Regions from separate parts of the Mus musculus genome. Here regions 1 and 3 are each linked to region 2. The links are chromatin loops, found by intact Hi-C in ENCODE. Cell type or tissue: left cerebral cortex. All regions are shown on one strand. Region 1 holds the start of Usp38 (ubiquitin specific peptidase 38). Region 2 holds the start of Zfp330 (zinc finger protein 330). Region 3 holds the start of Gm31545 (a long non-coding RNA gene).

Region 1 (8,000 bases), 1.8 Mb after region 2:
CAAATCAGCACCAGTCAGCAGGAGCAATTAGGTCAGGAGAAGTTCTTTGCCATACCTCCCTCAGCAAAAGACTTGAGACCAAAATGCATTGTAGAGCTTTTGAGCCTCGGGTCACTGTCTGTTAAGTCCATTTAATTCTCCCTCCAAACATGTGTCCTCCATGGATCTTGTCTCACCATGTTTTGCCTCAGCATGTGAGTCTGTCTCACCTGACATCACTCTATCAAGTCCGTGGAAGTGGCAAGAAGCCGCCAGAACACTATCAGAAGTTTTTTTGTTCATTTCTCTCTATGGAATCACGACAAATGAAGCTCAGCTATGCAATATAAGGCACCAATACATGTGTGCCATTAGTGAAAAATCCTTCATCACACACCCTTTTCATGTGCTTGCTTTAGCAAAGCATCCTGTGTCTGCTTCAGAAAAACACTCCATGTTTGTGTAGGCCGCCTGTAGCCTGCGGCCACACTAACTGGGTTCCTGAGTGGGAGGTCTGAGCTGTATGGGAGAGAATGACCAGAGAAATAATGGAGACCAAGACATGTTTCTGTTCAAGGCCCCCCGAAGTTTACTGAGAGTCCGTGCTTATAAAGAGGGTAAGCCCATCCCCCACCAGCCCATTCTTGGTGCCTGGAGCCAGCCCGTAGGCGATCTACAGGGTGTGTCTCCGGAACGTCTCCAGGACCTTTCAGCAGGAAGCAGAGTCTTGGAGAAGAGCAAATAGAGCCATCAAGGTCAGAAGGCTCAACCCTAGGTAATCTCCTTCTTAGTGGCAGCAAGGTCAAAGTCTGGATCAGCCTGCTTCAAGGTTGAGGGAGGTTACATGTTTGACCCAGCAAAACACCATCTGACACAACTGACTTTCCGAAGAAACCATAATTTTCACTTCACACACTACCTACATATAGCACAATATAAAATTCAGGAAGCTGACATCGGTGTGATGTATGTATGTATGTATGTATGTATGTATGTATGTATGTATGTATGTATATATGTATGTATATTATAGTTATATGCCATTTTATCAAGGTGGAGAACCTGCCCATCACAATGAATCAATCTACTCCTTCATACTTATACCCACTCTTCTCTACCATCCTAAATAAACCCTTATAATCACATCTTTCATCTCTAAAAATTTTATTTTTGACAATACTATATAAAGGAACTTTAGGAGTATGCCATTGGAGGTTGCCTCTTTTAACTTGGAATAATGCCCCTGAGATCTGGTAAGTGGGTATGCCTATCAAGCCTGTTGCATTTTCTTGTTGATGTTTTCAATGAACCAGTTTATTCATCCAATTTAACCATTCCATTGATTACCATTATTGTTGACTATTACACATAAACCTCCTGTAAACATCTGTGTATGATTATTTTTGTTTTACTATAAGTTCTCATTTCTTCTGGGCTCTTCCAAAGGGCTGCCATCACTTCTCCAGTTCTGCCCTCTGTAGCACTCTAAACTCAGGTTGATGTATTTCACTGCTACTGCTGTTCTTGGCAATCATCCTATGATACTAGCATCTACAACACACTGGGGTCTTCTGCTGCAGCTAGGCTTCACCAATAGCCTCTCATAGGTTCTCTTCATGGTTCAACTTCTTTGCATGACTCAGTTCTGGGCCATCAACTACAACTGGGGTGGCACCTTCACCAATGGCCATCCATGGCCTTGCACAGTGCTAAGCCTCAGCTGCTCTTTCTGATCACTTCACGCCTTCAAAACCACCTGGGTGACCCTTACACATTACCACGTAGAGCTGCAGCTCGAGATCTAGCCTTGGCTATCTCTGGAACACAGTTTCTTTGTGCTCTCAGAAAACACTTCCCAGAAGATTTCACTTCAGTGACGCTGGTCTCTTCGTAATCACCACTAATTTCTTAGCTCCAGCTACCAGCATCAATTGTCCCAGTAATCCCTTCTTTAAAGCCAGAGCCACATGGCCAAAGCTGCCAAGTTCTGCTGCTTGCTGAAGCTGGAATGTGTCCTCCCACCTCCACCATGTTCTATTATCAGCTTTCTGTTTTCTAACTCCCTCTCTGCCTAAGTTTGGGTTTCCTGAAATGAACTCAGAGACCTACATGGCTGTCTCTTGTAATGCTGGAACTAAAGGCATGTACCACCAGGCCTGGAGTTAAGCTCTTCACCTAGAACCTGCTTGTCCCAGGCTGGCCTTGAACTCAGAGATCTGCTTGGCCTTATCTCCATGGATTAAAGGTGTATGCCACTATGCCTGGGTCTAAATTTAGCTGAGAAGGATCTTGCTTATACACTGAACACTGAATACAAAAGCTCACTATTTTTTATTTTTTCCAGACATGGTTTCTCTGTGTAGCCCTGGCTGTCCTGGAACTCACTCTGTAGACCAGGCTGGCCTCGAACTCAGAAATCCACTTGCCTCTGCCTCCCAAGTGCTGGGATTAAAAGCGAGCACCACCACCACCCGCTAAAAAATCTATTCTTACAACAACCTTGTTTTGAATCACCACTAAATATATGAGCCACCAGTACTCTCTCTACATTAGCAATTGTTTCAGAGGAAAAACCCAGCCATTTAAGGCATTGGAGTATGTCTGGGCCTAACAAGGTCTTTAGAAAGATTTCCCCCAAAGCTTGGTTTGTTTGTTTGTTTGTTTTCTTATACTTTCCTCCATTCCTCAACTAGTGCTCTTCTCGCGTTTCCAAAATTTTCTCAGACACAAGATTTTAAACAATTAATAGCACTTCCTCGAATTGTCTTCATAAGCAACATGTCTCAGACTATGACATAGTAAAAGTTCCTCCATTTTGTCTCAGGTGGAGCCATCTTTGGTTTACCCGGAAACTGACACCATCATTCCCTGATGAAAGTGAAAAGTCCTGTACCCCAACTCTGTCCTAGAAACTCGGGGAAATGCCTCAGGCAACTGCACGTTTTGGGCTTCTAGTAAGCTGCTTGCTTACTTTATTTCCCTGCCAACGGCAAACAAGGAAGTAGTGTTTCCGTGTTCTCTGCCTTTTACAGCTCCCTGCACAGTGCGTTCTTCCGGCTGCTCTGAGAGAAGGGTTTCCCCCCGGCAGTCGCCGGCGGCTCAGTATAGACTCTCGGTTCGCTCGCGCTGAGTGGTCTCTGAGTTTCTAACCCTCACCACTGACGGAATCCACGTCCGGCGACAAGAACCTCAGAGCTCAGAGTAGGCTCCCTGAGCAGCGCCTCCGGAAGTCCGCCAGTGACGTACCACACAGTCTCCAGTGACGTGAGAGTGGCCGCGTGACTCACTCCGTGCCTCTGCGCCTGCGCGCCAGGGAAGGGGGCGCGGCCTATCGGGGGAGGAGCTACATGGAGAAGGGGGAGGGGCGGGGCCAGCAGGAAATGGGTCGAACGTAGCCGGGAAAGGACCGGAAAAAAGTGGGCGGGGCGAGGGCGGACCTATCCGCTGTACCTCGGAGCTTCACTTCCTATTCGCCAGTATTTCTGCTTCCGGGTTCAGGGTGTTCCGCGCCTCCGGCTCCTCTCCTTGGCAGATCGAGGTACTCGCATTGACAGTGCCTCCTGACTCAACCCAGGGCGACTTTTAACTGCCCACCCGCGGGAGCCGGGGCTCCGCACTGACCCGGGACACGAAGGCGCTCCTCACCTTCCAGCTCAGCCTGGAGGGTCCCTGCGCCCGGAGGCTGGGAGAGGTCGCGGGCCCAGCGAGGCAGCCTTATGCGGACCTCCGGCCCCTGAGGCGGACCGCGGGGACCCGCAGCCTTTCGGCGTCCCAGAATCGCTCGCTCCCGTCCCGGCTCGGATGGGCCTTCCCACTCGATAAATGTGGCTGCTGAGGCGGCGGTGGCGGTGGCCGGTCCTGCTGCTGGTTGGCTCCAAGTTCCTCCCCGCCGGGGCGCTTTGCTGCCCCCCGGGGCTGCCGCTGCCAGCTCTTTATCCCCAGGGCCTGGCCTTGCAGAGTGGCGACGATGGACAAGATTCTGGAAGGCCTGGTGAGCTCCTCGCACCCGCTGCCCCTCAAGCGGATGATTGTGCGGAAGGTGGTGGAGTTCGCGGAGCATTGGCTCGACGAGGCGCAGTGCGAGGCCATGTTTGACCTGACGACCCGCCTCATCCTGGAGGGCCAGGACCCTTTCCAGCGACAAGTGGGCCACCAGGTGCTGGAGGCCTACGCGCGGTACCACCGGCCGGAGTTCGAGTCCTTCTTCAACAAGACTTTCGTGTTGGGCCTCCTTCAGCAGGGCTACCACTCAGTGGACAGGAAGGACGTCGCCATCCTGGACTACATTCACAACGGCCTGAAGCTGATTATGAGCTGCCCGTCGGTGCTGGATCTCTTCAGCCTGCTCCAGGTGGAGGTCCTGCGAATGGTTTGCGAGAGGCCGGAGCCAGTGCTCTGTGCCCGGCTGAGCGACCTCCTGACCGATTTCGTGCAGTGCGTCCCCAAAGGGAAACTGTCAGTTACCTTCTGTCAACAGCTGGTTCGAACGATAGGTCATTTCCAGTGCGTGTCCACTCAGGAGAAGGAACTACGGGAGTATGTCTCCCAGGTAACGAAAGTGAGTACCTTACTACAGAATATTTGGAAGGCTGAGCCCTCCACGCTGCTACCTTCTCTGCAAGAAGTTTTTGCAAGCATCTCTTCCACAGGTAAGGGTCATTATTTCAGAAAAGTGTGTCTTGGAAATTCAACACGTGTGTCTCATCAACACAGTGCGCTTTTTTCCCCCCCGGAAGCATTCTCTTTGGGGGTACTGAAAGAGGCCAGGTAGCCTATTTTATTAGAGTAACTCCTCCAGTAAGAGACGTTCTTGATGGAGAGCAAAACTAAATACCCTTATGCAAAATGTTACTCCTCTTCACTGCCTTGTTCAGAATGGTACGCTGGAGCCAAAACATTGAGGATGCCTAAGTCCAAAGACCTTTGTCACTGAACAAGTCATTTAATTACACCACCTCTGCTCCAGTTTTGGAATTCTTACAGGCTGACAGCCAGGATGAAAAGCTTCTAGTCATTACTGACTAATGGTCATATATGATGCTTGCCGCAGGGAGTTATTATTACTGTGTGTAACCTATCATCTTATTGAAGGGTATCTTGTTGGGTTTTTTTTTTTCCTGTTTTCTGGTGGTCTCATTTTTTTTTAATTCATGAGTCGCGCACAATCTATTATTGTCCCGGTATACCATGTAGTGTTTTTTAAATGTCAGCATTTCACTTCACGACAGTGTATGTGACAGGAGATCCAGGGAGCATGAAGACAAGTGTGACAGCTTAGGTAGTAAGTAATCTGTCTTGTCTTTATCATGAACTGCATCCTCAAAAACTAGGGAAAGGTCTTAGAAAACCTCACCTAGAACCTTGTCTGTGCCTGTACTTGAAGGTGCTTTAGAGTCTGGCAGTTGTGAAACAATAGGTTCACAGCCAGAGTGAGACTGAACTTAGTGGAGCTGCCCCTTTTTACCCTGGCCAGAAATGAGGGTTGAGCTTTAAAGGCTCCCATAGTCTGATGTGTTTAATAGATACCAGGGGCATTTGCTTCCCCTTCCTGCCATCGTACTTGTAGTTTGTCATAGCTGTTACAAGTTTTTTCCAAGTCTTTCACTGGCCTACTGAAGCAGACCATCTTGATGCCTTACATTTTATATAAGCAAAGCCAGCCCCCTTCGCCTTAATTTCTACTCTTAAAATTTTTTTCAAGTATCACAGCAGTGTAATGACTACTATAATATGAGCCTCTGACATGGAAATTAGAATATGTGACTGGTTCTTACCCACCCCCGATTACTGCTTTCTAAAGTATTATCTAAACCCATAAATGTACTATTAACAACAAAGTAGCTTATTGAAAAAACTTAACAATAGTTTTTCTAATTTAGTGATGTGGCTATAGAATGAGTGATTATTGCTATTTCCTCTTAACCTCTCTTTTATGGTTTAACTTTCGATTTAGAGTCTACCCATGATGTATAACATAACTTCCTAGAGCACCTTTAGTGTGTGTGTGTGTGTGTGTGTGTGTGTTTCCTTTCTCCCTTGCACTAGTACTTCACTTTTAATCTCCATGCCATATTTGTCTGTCTTTTTAACTTAACAACTAGATGCATCCTTTGAGCCCTCGGTTGCCTTGGCAAGCCTGGTGCAGCATATTCCTCTGCAGATGATCACAGTCCTCATCAGGAGCCTAACCACCGACCCAAATGTAAAAGATGCGAGTATGACCCAAGCTCTCTGCAGGTACTTTGATGTTTACATACCAGGACATAGTCTGGGTTTTTGGATAGTGAAAAACTTTGAGAAATTTCTAAAACTAAAATCTAAAAGTAAATTTGTGGTTTCTCCAGATTAATTAGAATGACTCAACCTTCCTATAGTCTCATTTGAAGTTGTGTGGGCGGGTTGTTTTTCTAGACAATCTATTCCTTACTGTTTCCTGTAGCCTTCTTCCGTGGGGGGGGTGGGGGGGGGTGGTTGTTATCCTCGTATTATTCTGGGTTTGGTTTTGTTTCTCTTAGCTAGGTAGAGATTTTATTTTTCTCTTTCAGCCAGACTCAATAGGTGACACCTGCCCCTGTCTCTTTGGATTTATTTATTTTTGTGGTTTTTTTTTTTTTTTTTTCCCGAGACAGGGTTTCTCTGTGTAGCCTTGGCTGTCCTGGAACTCACTCTGTAGACCAGGCTGGCCTCAAACTCAGAGATCCACCTGCCTCTGCCTCCCAAGTGCTGGGATTAAAGGCGAGCACCACCACGCCCGGCGGATTTATTTATTTTATTTTATGTGTTTTGCCTTTGAATGTGTATGTGTACTGTGTGCATGCGTGGTGTCAGAGGTCAGCTCCTGCAACTAGAATTATGGATGTTTATGACCCACTAGTTGTGTGCTGAAAATCAAACTTGGATCCTCTGCAAGAACAAGTGGCTCTTATCTGCTGAGCCATCTCTCCAGCCCCTACCTTTGCCTCGTGAAAACTATTTTCTCTCCCTTATTCTAGCTGTTTTCTTTTTGTTTGTTCGTTTGTTTGTGATTGGGGGGGGGGTTGTTTTGCTTTTTAAAGATTTATTTTTTATGCACATGAGCAACACTGTAGCTGTCTTCAGATACACCAGATCCCATTACAGATGGTTGTGAGCCACCGTGTGGTTGCTGGGAATTAAACTCAGGATCTCTTGAAGAGCAGTCAATGCTCTTAACCACTGAGCCATCTCTCCAGCCCTAGCTGTTTTTTGTTTTAACATTTTGAAAGTAATAGCACACTGTCACTGGGCATCTACAGGTGCTGCCAGCCTGATTGTCAGCTGTTTCTGATAACATATCCTAAGTGATCTGCAGTCTTACTCGCCATGTCTAACTAGAAACTAATTTGCCCTTTGCAGCACTTTTATGCTTGAACTAAGTTATTCATTCAGAGTGACTTACTGAGTGCTTAACAAGAGTGTCAGGCCCTCAAAATTCCTTGAGCAAACTGATAAAAATAGCTGCTTTCTAGTCAGAGAGACCAACGGTAATGTAGTAGCACTTCACTGACTCCAGCCTTTATCCTGATTTTTAAGATGTTAAAATGTATAAAATGGGTGCCCTAGTTAAAAAGGCCTGGCTTTCTTGCCATACTGCTACATAATAACATTGCTTTTGTTTTGGATTTAGATTTTGTTTTAGAACATACAGTGGATGACTTAGTATGTTAAATGATGAGTTTGTTAGAAACGATAGACAAGAAGAGGGGTAGGCTGTGACTAGGTAGTTTGCAGTTGTCATTAAGATGGCTAAGGACGGGTTTATTGAGGTGCCCACAACACTAAAGTAAAAGAGGAAGCAGTGCTGTGGCTCTGTATTACACGGACAGTCAGCACAGGTGGTGTCTGACATTAGGGTGGCTCAGTATGATTTCTCAACTTTCTGAAGCTTCCAAAACAAGCATTCCGTAGAAGCTAGGCTTTGATTTCTGAGTTCTGCTTTTTCTGGGCTACCATATAAATTTGAGACTTTCTTAAAATGCCGAGTAGATACAGTGAGCCAACAG
Region 2 (8,000 bases):
CTGGTCCATAAAAGATAGGATTTATGACTTGAGTCATGGCAACTTTACTGCTCTGAGGACCTCTTACTGGTGACAGGCATAAGACAGATAGTCCTTGGCACAAGGTAGCAGTGCAGTGGTTAAAATCTTTATCAGTAGTGAACTGGGATGGTATTCTAATAGAAGGTAATATTCTAATAGGTACAATGTGTCAAATGCTTGGAAAATATGAGAGAAACAGTGATCTTAAGGACAAGAGCAATATCTGATGCTAAGTAATTATTTGAGAACAGAAAAAAAAAGCCAAAGTGCTTAATTGGATTTTAAAATCTAACAATAAAATGGAGTGGGTTTCTGCTAGGAAGTAAAGAGGCTTTGATTCTGCAGTAGGAAGGCAGGGAAAAAAAAGAGAGAAACAAGTCCAATTCTTAATCCTAAGAGTGGCCACGCTCCAGAGATTAACCACAAAACTCAAGGAGCATAGATGTTCCAGGGTTAGGATGTCCGTCAGACGGAGACTCTGATGCAACAGGCTGGGTTGTGACACTGAGAATCTTACATTTCCAGTTCTCCTGAATCCTCTGAGCTTGACTGTGGTCCAGTTTTCCAGTTAATAGTTGGTGCCTGTGACCATGACAGCCAGTAGAGTGATGTGTGGAAGGCACAGGAAGACCTTTGTCTCTGCATGACTCAGCAGCCAGTGTAGGTTCAGATTTGGGGAGTCTGGCTCTTAGTTGTTTATTTTATGCAAATTTAAGCACAGGACAATTTGGTGACTATCTGATGATAATTAACTCAATCTCTTGTTCACAACAAAGCATCACACATCTCCTCGAGGAACAAAGTAAGTTAAATACAGATGAGGCATGACGACGTGGAAGTTTTTGGTAAAGTTAATAAAGATAGTCTACAGATTGACTGGCAAAATCAGGTTGTTGATTGGCCGAGAAAAACATATATATGAAAAGGGTCTGAGGAGAATCCGGTGCCTGAAAAGTCTCTGGCCACACAGGTAGCACAAAGGTCACCAGGCTGGAAAGCCGTCCGCTACAGCCTTCAGGGTAGATAGCAGGTACTGCATTCCTTCCCTTGAAGGAACAACTCTGTGAGTTTAGCCTTCCAGGTTCCTCCAGTGCCTATCCCTGAGCACAAAGACCTTGTCTCCCGTAGTTAATTCCTAATCTTCTCTGTTATTTGGAACCCACACAGATGCCTCCTTAGTCTGCCCCCAGCTCCGTCTAAACACTAGGCATATGGCTAAGGTTAAGTTAGAACATAAGTTGGCACAGATACTGTAATGAATGGCAAGGGCTATGTGGGCAGTGGTGAGGCTGATGTTCTGCAGAAGGCTGAGTGAGGAGGCAGGCAGCTGCTAGAGTATAGTGTTCCTACCGACAGAGTGGAGGGGCAATAAGTAAAGCTACTGCTCAGCTTGTACAAGTATAAGAACAGGGAAGAAGCCAAATGTGGTGGTCCACATCTGCAATCCCAGCCCTTAGGAAGCTGAGACAGGAATGTGGGCCACACAATAAGATTATAGTGAAGGAGGAGGCGTCATCGTGGTGTGAAGGGTGGAAGGGAGCACGTGGAACTTGAAAGCACATGATCAAGGAGATGTTAATATTCCAACGCCGAGCCAGGGTTCCTTCACTTATCTACGTGTTTCATACAGGAAAGTATTATCAGTTTTGCTTGTGAATATTATTTAAATTAATATGGAATAGATTTACTAGTATTGTTTTTTAATGTGGGATTTACAATTTTAATCAATTTTAAGGTATCAATAGTCATTCTGATGCCAGGCAAACATTCAATCACTGAACTTTATTCCAAGCCCAGGAGAATACAAACACTCAAGCCCAAATACCTATAGAATTGTGGGTCAAGCTGCATCTTATCTATGTGTTCTTTTTCTTGTGTTACCTTGTTAAGGGCACACAGGCAAAGTGCCTAAAACGTAAGGAGCAAGCCCATGACTATATTAGCTGTTGTTGACACTTTGTGTTTGTGAAAGAGTATCAGGTCTCAAAGAAGCTAGGGACAAATGGTGAACTGTGGCTCTATTAGCATATCAAAGCACATGCTGGCCAGACACTCAGAAACCCGGGGCTCCAGTTAGCTCAGCTCACTTCACCCTCTCCCCTAAACTTGTCTAGCTCCTGGACTTCCCTTCCCTCAGCTTCTTATTCTGCTAGAATGCTGCCATTGTGTCTGTGAGCTTTCTTGGCTCCCTTGTCCTCCTGGTCCCCTCTCTTGGCTCTCTCTTCTTTGTTCTTTTTCCCTTCTCTCTCCCTCTCTTCTCTCATGCTTCGTTTATAACTTTCTCTCCTTCAGATGTCTCTGGCAGCATTCTCCCTCACATCTACAATAAAATTCTCTCCTTACTCATACTTGGGAGCAGTCATGTCCTCATTTTATACAAAGAGGAGATGGTGATGTCTGTTGAAATTGATATAAGTGGTGGAAGCTTGAAGAAAACAAGTATGTTTTGATTATGATTAAATATTGTGGTAAATGGGAATAAGAGATTAGGGAACTATAGGAGGACAGAAGGGGAATCCTGAGAGGCTTGAGTTTAGTGACATAGACTCCTGTTTATGTATCAGCACCCCATCCCCCAAAACCCCACCCAGAAAATCAATAGGAGGGAAAAGGTACATCATTTAATGATCAGTAGTACAAAAACTATGATAAAAACTGTGACTAATGAGATGGGACTGTTTTATTAAGTAGAACTTGCAGAAAAAAAGACTGAAAAGGATGACTAAACAAGAGAATACAGAACAGAGCACAGGGTAGGAGCCTAGTAAGCCAAGACATTCATATTTCATTGACAAAACTGAGCTCTCTTCAGAGAAAGGCTTGAGGTGTGGTTATGAAAGCGAATTCCTGGAGTGCAGCAAAGATGATAACAGAAGGGGTTGGAAAAAAAGAGAGAGACCAAAACGAGTTGTCTTCCATTGGGATGTGAATGTGGTAAAGACAGAAGATGGCCTTGTTGGACATCAGTGGGAGGAGAGGCCCTTGGCCCTGAGGGTGTTTGATGTGTAGGAGAATGCAAGGGCTGGAAGCCAGGAGTGGGTGGGTGGATAGGGGAGCACCCTCAAAGAGGCAGAGGGAGGGGGATGGGATAGGGAGTTTTTGGAGGGGAGACCTGGAAAGGGAAAAACATTTGAAATGTAAATAAAAAAATATAAAAAAAAGTGGGTGGATATAACACAGCTCCACTCAAATATAGAAGGTGATAGGCAGTAAGTGATACTCACATGCAGTACTGGGAGTAATGTCAAGAACTTCCTCCCCAAAGGTAAGGTGGGAGTGAGAGTGGAACATTTACCTTCAGTGTTATTTAAAGCAAACAGTCTTGTAGGGAAGCATAGTTAGATCTCAGCCTCGGAGCAGAAGCAGAGAACGTGGGAGGATTTGCTCACAATGGAACAGAATGCACACAGCAGAGGCCAAGCAAGACACCTCCGAACTCAGTGTTGTGAGACATTAAAAAAAGCGGGGGTGGGTGGGTGGGGGGGAGGAGTGGAGGGCTCTGCAGTTTCCTGTGAGCACGCCTATAATCCTAGTGCTGAGAGACAGAGGTAATGGAGTCGTGGCTTCAAGGCCAGGGTTCCATTCATTATGTCTCAGAAAATAACAACAACAAAAATTAAAAATGTGCCATGTGAGGCTTGTCAGGCTCCCAGAAAGGAAAAGGATTTCAGAAGAGTCAGGCAAAAAATTGCTAGCAAAGTTCTTGTTCTCCTCTCAAAATTTTTTGTGGGCTCGTCTTTCTTTTCCTTTTGGACTTTTTAGCTCTCTGAGTTAAATAATAAAATCAGAATGACATAGCAGAGGCCTTGAGATGCGGCAGCTCTCTGCCCTCTACTTTCTTTGCAACGCTGGAGCCTCTTTCCATTGTAGCAAGTCCACTTCCGGGAAGGCGGGTCCTCCCCGAGGAGGGGGCGGAACATGCGGGATTCTTCCTGTTGACGTGTTCAACCTGGGCGCTCTGACATAGCAGGATATCCGGTCTCGCTCCCACCGTTGGAAACGGGCTGCTTCTGCCGTTCTAGCCCGCGGCTCGCCCTCTCCTCCGCGTCCTCGGCCACTGCGGTGAGTGGCGCGTCCCCGTGAGGCCGCGCGACGTGGGTGGGTCTGGAGAACGTGAGGGGCCCTCGGGCTGCTGGCGGGTCGCGAGCCGCGTGGCTCTTCCCGCGCCCCCGCCTCCTGGCCTCCCAGAGCCTGGAACCCAATGTCGCTCTGCTGTCACCAGGATCTAAGCTTGAACTCAAAGAAATCTCTCCTCGTTGGCACAAACAGATTCGAGGAAAAAAATAGGTCTGAGATGTCTTAGTGGGTACAGAATTCATCCACGGTCACCCGTGGCCACTCAGCCACATGCTCCAGACTTCCCTTTTAAACACTGAAGGAAGGCCCCGTGGCGTGGCCAGCATGATTAACCACTGATTAGCTCTGAAGACTGTCCTGTCCGAAAGGATTGGGGCACCAGAGTGAGAACACAGAAGCCTGGTTGTCTCTGTTGTAGTTTTTCTGTGTGCTGAAAACCAGCACTGTAAGGTTTGATGTCTGTGTGGGAAACAAACTCCAAAGCATCTGACTTGTCGAAACTGTTGCATCTAGGCACGAGGGACAGGCAGCGAAAGCCACTGTAGTACCTTAGTCTCTTAAGAGAAAATGGGTTTGTTTGCGGTCAGGCCTTGGGTTGCTGGTTATTTGTTTAGATACCATGTAGGTGACAGTGTACTGTATAATACTGTATGTCAACAGCATTAGGGCTGAGACTGTATAGCTCAAAATGGTTATTTCAACTTGGCACAAAACAAATATTTTTAGTCATTTCTTACTAATGGTGCATACATAGGTTTTTTTGAGTGAAGAGAATAATTAGGGTGAGAAAACAATTACTCTAGCTGTTTGGTTGAGGTCCTTGATGCTTATGCTGTGTGAGAGTTTGGAAGCCCAGAGGAGGGCCTTAGTTTAGGAGCCTGCAGCTGGAATAATGTGTGTGTAATGTTGCTAAAGGCTTCAGATGGGATGAGGTGCATTTAAAATTGAAAGACTGATTTAATATTTAAGGAAAGTATAGATGCTGTGTGACTGAACGCATCAATTATACCTTTCCTGTTTTCTTGTTTAGAAAGAAGGGAACATGCCGAAGAAAAAGACCGGTGCGAGGAAGAAGGCAGAGAACCGCCGAGAACGCGAGAAACAACTGCGAGCATCAAGAAGTACTGTCGACCTAGCCAAACACCCATGCAATGCTTCAATGGTGAGAGCTTTTTAAAGCAATGGCTGGTGGCTGAATGGAGGACTCTGTAGTACCATATATAGGTACCTAAAAAACATGATCAACTATGGTGTGCCCCTGTGAAGAACCTGTTAAAGGTGTCCTCAGTATTTTACTGAGTAACAATGATATTTTTATTGTTGTTAGAGTATGTATTATCAAGCCTGGCGTATCATGAATTACTGGTGACAATAGATGTTGAAGGCGAATGGGTGACAGGAACTGAGTGGGAGGCTCCAGCTTTTTTTATATATTCTTTAGCTCAGTTTTGATCATTTTCTCCTAGCCAGTCTCCATTCACTGAGTACCCTGATTTTTAGACATTTCCCATGTTCTTAACTAATTTGCTAGTCTTGAAAAAGTCAGATTGTTTTAAAATACTTCATTTTCATGACTTAATTTAGCAAATGTTTATCATTCAGGGGACCGAGTGTTCTGCCTGGGACTCTGGGTGCACCAATAATGGCAGATGATGGCAGATGGCGCACCTCCCTCTTTTGTATGTTTGTAGGATTCCCTAGTGTGTACTACTTTCTAGGACTCATTTGTTTATGAATGACAGAAACAATTTAACCTAGGGAAAAGCACCTCACTACCATAGTCCCTCCAAGTAGTGAGAAGAAGAAAGGAGCTAAGACTTGGGGACAGCTAGGCCTTGGGCCGCCCTCTGCTCTTGTTTCTTTGGCTCCTTCTGCCCCTGAGGATTGCCATGTTTTATTTGTGCAGCTTCTTGGTTTCTGGTCGAGTGCTTATATCGACCATATCTCCTATTGTGGAGGTCACAGACAAAGATTTCTCATAGGTTGGGCTCGTGCCGTTTTTTTGTCCCAGGACTGATTTATGATGTACAGGTCAGATGTCATGGTACAGATGTGACAGAGGGGATTGTGTTGTTGAATGTCAGGTTCTTTTGAGAAAAGAGGCGTGCTGGCAGACAAGACAGTGACTGGCGTGCGTACGTGCATGTCATGGAGTAGATCTTGGTATTTCAGTAAAGGGAAAGGAGCAGAGTTAGTGAGGCCTGCGGAGAAGAGGCCGGGACATGTTGGGGAAAGGCTGAGCAGTGGTGCCTTGGCTCCAGAGAGTGACAGACTGGAGAGCTTCGAACCCCGCTTAAATGGACATGCTGTGATCTTTAGTATTTCCTGTCCTTTATTCCTAGCACCCACACAATATTGGCAGATCGGATGGTTTTTAATTAAAATAGAAAATTGAGCAGGAATTTGTTTGTTTTCTGTAGTATTTGCTTTCTTTAAAACAACCAAAAGGGAATCTAGTATATTTTAACTTTTTTTGTAATATGGCTTTTTTCCCATCATTGATCACAGAGTATAAGTTTTTTTTTTACTTTTGCTAGTGGAGTATGTACAACATTTTGTACACATAGGCTGAGCTGGAAGTGGGATGTAGAACCTCTTATAGTTTAATTTGAGTCTTTATGATATAAGTAAATGTTCCATTTTAGGCTAGCAGAAAATTAATGTTATGCTTTAAATTCTACAGGAATGCGACAAATGTCAGAGGTAAATTTTCTTTTTCTTCCTGCATGAAATTGTCCTTGTGTGCTTTCTGTTGCTGTGCTATAACACTTGGGGAGGAAAGGGTTCATTGCATCTTACATTGATGAGGGAAGCCACGGCAAGAGCGCAAGGCAAGAACCTTGGGGCTGGAACTGATGCAGAGATGGTGGAGGAATGCTGCTTACTGGCTTGCTCCAGACTCAGGTTTAGCTGCCCTTCTTACACAACCCAGGACTACCTGCCAGTGTGGCACTGCCCACGGTACACTAGGTCCTCCTCCATCAAGTAGCAGTTGAGAAAATGCTCTGCAGACATTGGCCATGCTCCAGTCTGGCCTTAGGTGAGGCTCCCTCTTCTCAGATACTCTAGTTTATGTCAAGTTCATTAAAAACTAACTAGCACAGGGATAAATTAGTCTCATACTTTATTTGAAATTGACCCTATTTAAAATTTTTGTTTTACATGACAAGGCGGCAGAAGAATAGAGCATTTTGCTATTTTTGTAATTCTGTTCAGAAGTTACCAATTTGTGCACAGTGTGGTAAGTATACATCCATGAAGGCATGTCTTTATCAATCAAATGTTTGTGTGGCAGTTACCAAGTGTAGGTGGAGCTATTTCCCTAAATTCTAAATAAAACTGAATGTTGTTTCCTAGAGAAGGAAAACTGGTGTTTCCTAAGAGCCTCCTTACACGTCTGATTGGAAAGCACACTTACACTGAGACTGTGGCAGGTTTTGCTTTGTCTCTCTCATCTTGTGATTTCCGCTGTCTTCATGGAGACTTGGCTTAGGGAACCTAATCTACTTCACTCCAGATTTACCCCAAACTTTTCTGCTCAAACAAATCATTCTTTCTAGTTAGGAGGGGATGGTTCCAGTGGAACCTTTGGGGGTGCCATTGATACGAGCTTGTACAGAGCTGCAGGTTAGTGTTAGGGCTACATGTGGACTATTTCTAGTGTAGTTCTAGTTTTCCAGGAGTCGCTTATTCAGTTCTACAGCTAGTGGAGAAGAGAGACTCAACAGCCTTTGTTGTACTATATGCAAGTGGATGTCGGCTGAGAGACAAGCTTGTGGGCAGGGAGACGGCAACCCCTGCATGGTCAGTGTCTCTGGTTTGGACTTTAGAAAGCTGTGTCCAGATGCATTTTCCATTGCAGCCTTGCACTTTGTGCTAGACATGGAACAGCTGGGTAGCGA
Region 3 (8,000 bases), 67 kb before region 2:
GTATGTGACCCCTGGTAGAATCCCTATGCTCCAGTGGATGGCTCCATGCCTATGTGTGAATAAGTAGCATTAACTGAACTCTTTGGTTATAACCAAACAAAAAAGACATGAAGTTGAAAACAGGTATGTTTGGAAGTATGGAGATAATGGAGTGGGTAGATAGAATGTTTTATTGTATCATGTACAAAATTCTCAAAAATAAAAAAAATAATTCAAGTGCTTTCTGCTTTTCTCTCTGTCCCCTTAGGCATGTTGTCAGAGCATCCTCTTGTGGTTATAGACAGCAATGAAGCAACAACACATTGAAAAAAAGAGAGCACATAATGCCACTGTCAGGAATACCAAGAGCAGAATTAGTCTGGGGGGGGGGAGGAGACCCCTAATAGCTTATCCAATACAAATACAAAGTTGCTAGTCATGGAATCATGGAATCATATGTAGACAAGTATATGTCCAACGTTATATGGGCTGAGCAAAGTGTGTTTATACATTTGGAAATATGTGTGTGTGTGAGAGAGAGGGGGGATAGGGAGAGGGAGAGGTGAGAGAGTGTCAGAGAGAGAGAGAGAGAGAGAGAGAGAGAGAGAGAGAGAGAGAGAGAGAGAGAGAGAGAGAGAGTAATGACAAAGAAATAGAGGCTGTGGATTTGAAAAAGAGCAAATGTTGGAGGGAGGAAAGAAGCAGGGGAAATATTTAATTTTAACTTCAAAATTAAATAGATAGATAGATAGGTAGATAGATAGGTAGGTAGATAGATAGTAGCAATAAAAGGGATTCCTAGGATGGCCATTTAAACCACTGCTCTTGAGAAAACTTCTGATCCCACCAGCTCAGGTTTGAGCTTTTAACTGCAGTCAAATTTGGTTGCTGAGGAAGAAGGAGAAATATGGGTGACCAGGTGACTAGAGAGCCAGATTAATGGGGAACCAGCAAGCAGTGGTAGCCCACAAGGTTTGGCTTCAACAGAATCAGGAAGACATTGATTTTGCTTCCCAGTGCCCTTGGCCTCCACTTGTTTAGTTTTGAGGAAGTGCCCTATCCTGTAGGGCTGTAAAAGGCAGCCTATTTAGGTTGAATGAGGCTTGCTCCAGCGACCCAGTAGGAAACTCTACAAGGGACAGAACAGTGACCCACATTTCCAGAGACAGATGCCTGACACCACAGAGCCCCCAACTCCATAATTCTGTGACGATAAGTCACATAGACAATGTCCCAAGCTTGTGGTATTCTGGCTAAACTCCACCCCCACATTTACCTGAATATAGCCAGGTATGTACCTCCCCATAGTTACCTGGCAACAGCAAGGTAGCCCAGCCCACTATAAAAGGGGCTGCTTGGCCCCTTCTCCCTCTTTAAGTTCTCACCTTTCTTACTCTCATCTGTAGCCCTCTTTCTCTCTTTCCCTCCCCCACCCTCCACATGGCCATGGCCAGCCTCTCTCCCTCTTTCTACCTTCTCTCCTTCTCTCTGCCTTTCTACAACAAAGCTCTAAAACCATAGACTCTCCCTGCTCATCAAGGTCTGCCATGCTAGAACAATGGCATAGGCTTTCCCCTAAAGAACCTCTTCTAACCTCCTGCCAGAAGGCCTTCCTGCGTTCCAGCCACGGACCAGACCAAGGTCTCTCAGCCGCGTGGGAATCAACCAGCACCCCCTCTTTCCCTGCCCTATCCTCCCTTCCACCCTGGCGCTGACCAAGCCTTCCCCGGGGCCCCCATTTTGTTCTTAGCTCTTCTGTGGTGACCAGTGGTGTCTGGGATGCCCGAGAGTGAGAATCTGTTATCTCTGGCCTCTTTGAGGCCCAGAGACCTAGGACTACCCTTTGTCCACCCCCTACCCCCCACCATGGGCTGGGTCCATAGCTTCCCACAGCCAGACACCCACCTGGGGCCATGTGGAAAGCATGTGGCAGTCCTCCACGTCTGTCTGCCCAGAGCACCAGAACTCTCTGGCAGGATGCAGGTTTTCCCCCAATCCCTTTATTCTCCCATGCCCACTGCCCCACACTACCCCCCCTTCTTGTGCCCAACTGTTCTATTGCCCATCTCTATACTGAATCTGTATGTCCTAATAAGAGTCAGGGTATGATTCATGACATGGAGGAAGAAGGTATACGCATAGCACCACATTACCACCCCTTGTTTGCAAATGTACACTCTTACACACAGTTGCTCAAAAGGGCGCTGAGATGCTCAGGGCTCAGGCCAGAGATAAAGCATCTAACATGGGGGTCTGGTTCATCATGGTATGCTACCTCTAAGATAGCACCTATGCTCAGAATTGTACCAACCACCCCATGTCACTCTGTAGCTTCTTGTTAAATAATAGAAATAGCATCTAAAATCTAGACAAGAGACTTCCTAGAGATGCTCCCCACCCCCATAGCCCCCACTCCCCACCCTGACCCCCTGGTGGGGGCTTGCTCCCAGGACTCAATGTGGGTGATCTTAGCCAAGATATCCAACAGTGGGGATATGGAACCTGAAGAGACCACCTCTGGTAGCCAGACAGGGCGCCCAGTGGAGAGATGGGGACACCAATCTACCTACAAAACTTTGGACCCCAAATTGCTCCTGTCTAAAAGAAATTCAGGGACAAAAATGGAACAGAGGCTGAAGGAATAGTCGACCAGTGACTTGGAATCCACCCCATGGTCAGGTATCAATCCATGACACTATTACTGATGCTCTGTTGTGTTTGCAGACAGAAGCCAGGCATGGCTCTCCTCTGAGAGGTTCCACCCAGCAGCCGAGTAAGACAGATGCAGACACCGACAGCCAAGCACTGGATGGAGGTTGAAGACTCTCATGGAAGAACTGGGGGACAGATTGAAGGAACTGAATGGGGTGGCAACTTCACAGGAAGACCAACAGTGTCGACTAACCTGGACCCCTGGGAGCTCTCAGAGACTGAGCCATCAACCAAAGAATGTACAGGGATGGGGGCCACGCACTCATAGGCAAAGGGGGTAGGGGATGAGGGGATGAACTCTGCTGGGGGGACCAGGAGTAGGGCAACATTTAAAATGTAAATAAATAAAATAATTTATTAAAAAAACAAAACAAAACAAAATTTAAAAAGGGGGAATCAATTTATGGCTGTATTTCCCTTCTTCAGTCACTGGAGGTCACTATTTGTTCATAGAGGAAAATGTGTCTTTTCACCAAGCCAAGCTTGATTCAGTTTAAAATTCCAAGGGAAATGACATCAGTAGTTGTGGGGTCACAAGTGTCGATTCCCTAAGGCTTTAGGAATTATAACTTTGCACTGCTTATCCTTTAGTGGATGAAACATTAACACAATCAATTCCTAACTAACTTTTAGCTGACATTTTGTTTATTTGTCAAGAAACGACCCTCCCCCCCCCCTCGGCCAAATAAACCAGTGTAGAGATGGTGGGGTTATATTTTATTAATGAATGCTTTTTTCCCAGAATTGCCTGCCCCATCACTCTCTTCCTCAGGAAGGAAGGAAGGAAAGAATTCATCCTTTCTACCTAGACCTTCACACACAGGCAAGCTGAAACCTCACCATTAGTTAGCTCTTCTTTTCTGTTAACAGTAGAATCAATGATCTGCAATGAAGTTGCCAAATTGATATGCCTTAGAACAGATATAACAAGAGATATTTCTCGAAGAAGAAATTCCTCAGCAAAGTCAGTTTAAAACATTCTGCAATCCACAGCAAGAGACTCTTTTTGAGTCCTTTGGCCAGAGGCCAGAGGTTACAGTAGGAGCTAGATAAGGAGAACTAGTCAAAACTCCTCTCAGGTCTCCTCAGCTGCTTTGGGTTATTCAGCTAACTGTGAGGGTATTGTCCAACATACTTTTATGTGTACACCAAAATGAGAATTTCAAATAGCCATCACATATGAAATAATATTTTATGTTTGATATTACTCACAATCATTAAAAGTCTAAAGCTTGGTCACCTCCCGAGTCCTGTATATCCCTCATGGTTGCCACCAAATGGTCAGATAAGGCTATAGTTGTGGACCTCTTGGCTCTCTGTCATTACCTGTTTTGGCTTTTTAAATGTAGTTTCTGTTGGGTTGACTGGACTCTAAGGTTCCAATGTGGAACACAGGGAAAACAGAGGCTTTCAAACTGGGCCTCAACCTGACTGCCTTCTTGTTGACAGAGGGCAAGAGAAACACGAGCCATTAGATCTCCTTGGATGTGGAGTTCAAAGGATACAGGCTCCAGACAGTGCCTCTTTGGAACTCTATACCTCTGCCTGCCAAATGATTCGATGCCAATTATGATGCAATGGTATGACGGGAAAGTTATTTAAGTCTTTACTTTAAAGGGCTTTGACATACTGCTCTTCAGACTGTCTTCCCATATAGACTACACTTTCCCATGTGCCACTTGAGGGTAGGTCACCCTCCAACATCAGGTCATCTGGACCTGAGCATTACATCAGGCTGGGGCTGGGTCTAACAGAGACTGAAAGTGTGTCTTTCATGTGATGTGCCGTTTTCAACCATGTGACCCTGAGAGTCAGCATGATGTCATCACTGTACCTGGTCAATGCATATCTGTATGACAGTAAGCCTTCCCAACAGGATGGCTTTGCAAAATGAAAGTGTAATGAATGTAGACCCTGGCATACCAACACCCTTTACATATGAAAGTATAGCTCATGTTTGCTTTCTTTAAATACATTCATGAGCCATTTTCTATAAAATTGTTCTCAAATTATCATGTACCAAACTACACATATACATACATACATACATACATACATACATATATATATATATATATATACATATATATATATATATATGTTTATACATATATTACAGGATAGCGAGACAAAATAAAATGAACTGAAAGACACATATTCTTTGACCATGAGTTCCTGCTCTATTTTTCTTCTTTCATCTATATTTTGATGTTTGGGGAGAAGTTAATTACAAACATAAAGGTTTTATTTATTAAGTCAAATTGTATATAAGCATAGGTACCATCCATGTATATTCTAGTTAGCGTTAGCTGTCAACAGGACACTGCCTAGAGTCGCCTGCTAGGAAAGCTTTGGTTGAGAAATTGCCTGTAGGGGATTGTTCTGGTTGACAATTGAAGCAGGAAGGCCCAGCCCACTATGGGCAATACCTTTCCCTCAGCAGATGGTCCTGTACTATGTAAGAAAGCTAGATAATGTAGCTTGGTGTTCTTGTGGGAATCCTAACAGTGAGCAGGGGCTGTCCCTGACTCTTGCCTCCTTGTGGGACCTTTTCCCCCTACTGGATTGCCTTGCCCAGCCTTGATGTAGTGATATGTGCCTGGTCTTATTGTAGCTTGTTACACTGGGTTTGGTCCATGTCCCCAGGAGGCCTGCTCTTTTCTGATGGGAGGCTGGGGGTAGGGGCTTTACCCTTTGGACTCCACATCCAACGAGACCTGATGGCTCCTGTTTCTCTTGCCCTCTGTTAAAAAGGCAGTCAGGTCCAGGCCCAGTTTGAAAACCTCAGTGCTCCCTGTGTTCCACATTGAAGCCTTAGTCTCCAGTCAACTCAACAGAAACTATGTGAAAAATCAAAGAAAGTAATGACACATTCTCAAGGAATTAATAAACATATTATTGAAAATTTAAGAATACAATAAAATTAGAAAGATTTAAAAAAGAAAAGAAAGCTAGATAGGCATCCCTTCCAGGCCCCCAACAAGGTCACTGCTGACTGTCTTTGGCTGTGGGTGAGGTCCTCGGTCAGAGGTAATGCTCTATGAAATAGCAAGTGGTCCTGCCCTGCAGGTTCTACCTTTTTTCAGTGATGGGATGTGATCTGGAACTGTGAAATGAGATGAACTGTTGTCTTCCCTTAGTTGCTTTAGATCAGGATATATGTCACAGTGCAGAAACAAAATGAGAACAGTGCATAAACTGTGTATGCATGCACATGAGCTCATACATGTGTGTGCATGTACATGCCTATGTATGCATGTGCATGTATTCATGTGAGTGCATGTGTGTATGTATGTGTGTGCATGTGTGCACGCGAGTGTGCATGTATGTGCATGCCTGCACATGTGTGTCTGTGAGTACATGTGTTTGTGCACTGTGTGCATGGGTGTGTGTGGGGGGCACTCGTGTGCATGTATGAATAGGAGTGCTCGTGTGTGTGTGTGTGTGTGTGTGTGTGTGTGTGTGTGTGTGTGTGTGTGCGTGTGTATAGCCCTGCTCTACTTGTCTTACTGCAGGCTTTTCTTCCCCTACTGTAACGAATACTATTTCTGAGATTATTTGTTGACTGCAGCAGCAGAGTTTGCTCATTGTCTCTGTCCTCTGCCTCAGTTTCTATGCTGTTCTAGCTCAGCTGAATCATGTGACAACCATTGCCAGTCGGACTTGGTATAGGGTGTGTGGCTCCTGGGCCAAAGCTGGTGTTTCCTTTGTCTTTAGTGTCCTGTTCAGATTTGAATGTGGATGCCACACGGTTAGACATCAGAATGTGACTGGAATCTCACCTGTTTCAATTTTAGCATAGCAAACCATGTAGCAAGCCATCAAGCTTATTCCTTCTAGTGAAATTGTGGTCTGCCCTTTGTTCCTGGAGGAGTGATGTTCTCTTCTCTGTTTGCTAAGGTCGTAATTAGTAACATTTAGGGCTATTGGCACTGAAAGAATGGAGAAGACAGAATCACTTACACTTGACCCTGATATTTCGAAAGAATCTATTTCAGGATCTTCAAGCAGGGGAAAGCTTCATGTGAGGGCAGAAAGAAGGTTTTGATCACAAATAATCCTGGCAGGGCTTTACTCCACAGGGACAACAACATCCGGAGAACAGAGGGTTTTGTTTGTTTGGATTTGATGAGCCATTGGGAATAAAAAAGAAAAACAAGCAAGCCTACTAACAGAGTGTGACATTCCAGAGTGACAATCTAGAAATGTCATGTCAGCACACATCACAATGGCTTTGGAAGTCGAGTAAAGAATCTATCTGCAGGCAGGAAAACTTGGTGCACACGGCCGGGCAGAGGAGCTTTAAGGTGGTTTTAGAGAGTCGATGTTCTAGTCTTCAGATCTTGATCTGCAACTTACCTTCCTTAGTCCTGACATTTCGGCCATAGCCAATCAGCCATTGGGGGGTGGGGGGTTGGCATCGTGTCTGTGTGTGTGTGTGTGTGTGTGTGTGTGTGTGTGTGTGTGTGTGTGTGTGTATGTGTATGTGTACCTGCATGCGGCAGGTGTGTATGTATGCATGTGGAGGCCAGAGGTCAGTTAGTATCAGGCATCTTCTTCCTTAACTTTCCACACAATTTACTGAGGCAAGATCTCTCACTGGAGCACTCCGATTCTACTAGTGCAGCTACACTGCTTGCCCCAGGGATCCCCTGTCTTCCAGGTTCTGACTACAGGTGAGCAACCCACTCTTCCAGGGCTTATCCTGGAAGCAGGATATCTGAGCTCCTGGTCCTTCAGTTGCACGGCAAGTGCTTTTACCGTATCCATAACTGTGTTTATTCCTTCACAATCAGCAAGCCTTATGACACTATGGCAATTTTGTAGAGATCTGTACTGATATAACAGCACTGTTTACAAATGTCCTGAGCTGTGATGGAGGTCCTAAGAGCACTAGCATTCGAGTGACTTGGAGCTTGCTTTGACATGAACATGTCCCAGTCTCACCCCAGCACTGGGTTGGCTCTCTAGTCTGTTTTTACAAGGCTCCTCTTGTATTCTGATGTATGTTGAAATCTGAAAAACCATGTTCTTTGGTTTTGGTTATTCACTGGACATACTGAAATCTGTGACAAGGAAACAAAAAGCATACATGTTATCATGAAATTTGGGGACATTTTGGGGGAGGCAATGTAGAACTTAATGCAGTGGAAACTCTCTGGAATCTTCCCTGAGAGTGACTCTAGCAGATGCAACCCAATAATGGGAGATTCGGAGCTGGAACCAGCCATCTTCTATAACCAGGCAAGGCTCTAGCAGTGTGACCAGGACATCAACCCAACCACAAAACCTTCAACTTTCAATCTGTT

Evidence for each region. Peaks named below come from ENCODE experiments on the same cell type or tissue, not always from the same donor. Only the 100,000 strongest peaks of a DNase experiment are listed, where the experiment ranks them.
Region 1: it touches region 2 in a loop (11-fold over the local background); 5 of 42 quality-filtered maps call a loop at or near these places.
Region 3: a loop joins it to region 2, with 5 times the contacts of the local background. A loop is called at or near these places in 3 of 42 quality-filtered maps.

Annotation. Positions count from the first base shown.
Region 1 is chr8:81,010,383-81,018,382 of GRCm38, reverse strand. Usp38 (ubiquitin specific peptidase 38) reads left to right here and starts at 3,477. Exons shown (of 10, transcript NM_027554.2): 1 at 3,477-4,628; 2 at 6,081-6,216. The coding sequence starts at 3,947. In left cerebral cortex, a CTCF peak has its summit at 7,117; DNase peaks (open chromatin) are centred at 2,031, 3,343, 4,200 and 7,129; H3K4me3 peaks cover 3,872 bases; H3K27ac peaks cover 1,722 bases.
Region 2 is chr8:82,770,140-82,778,139 of GRCm38, reverse strand. It overlaps Zfp330 (zinc finger protein 330), which reads left to right and starts at 3,995. Exons shown (of 10, transcript NM_145600.2): 1 at 3,995-4,083; 2 at 5,129-5,260; 3 at 6,782-6,801; 4 at 7,269-7,339. The coding sequence starts at 5,141. In left cerebral cortex, no CTCF peak of the experiment used is centred here; DNase peaks (open chromatin) are centred at 3,117, 3,422, 3,943 and 4,439; H3K4me3 peaks cover 1,685 bases; H3K27ac peaks cover 985 bases.
Region 3 is chr8:82,836,878-82,844,877 of GRCm38, reverse strand. It overlaps Gm31545 (a long non-coding RNA gene), which reads left to right and starts at 7,344. Exons shown (of 4, transcript XR_387821.3): 1 at 7,344-7,367. In left cerebral cortex, CTCF peaks have their summits at 267 and 3,120; a DNase peak (open chromatin) is centred at 3,176.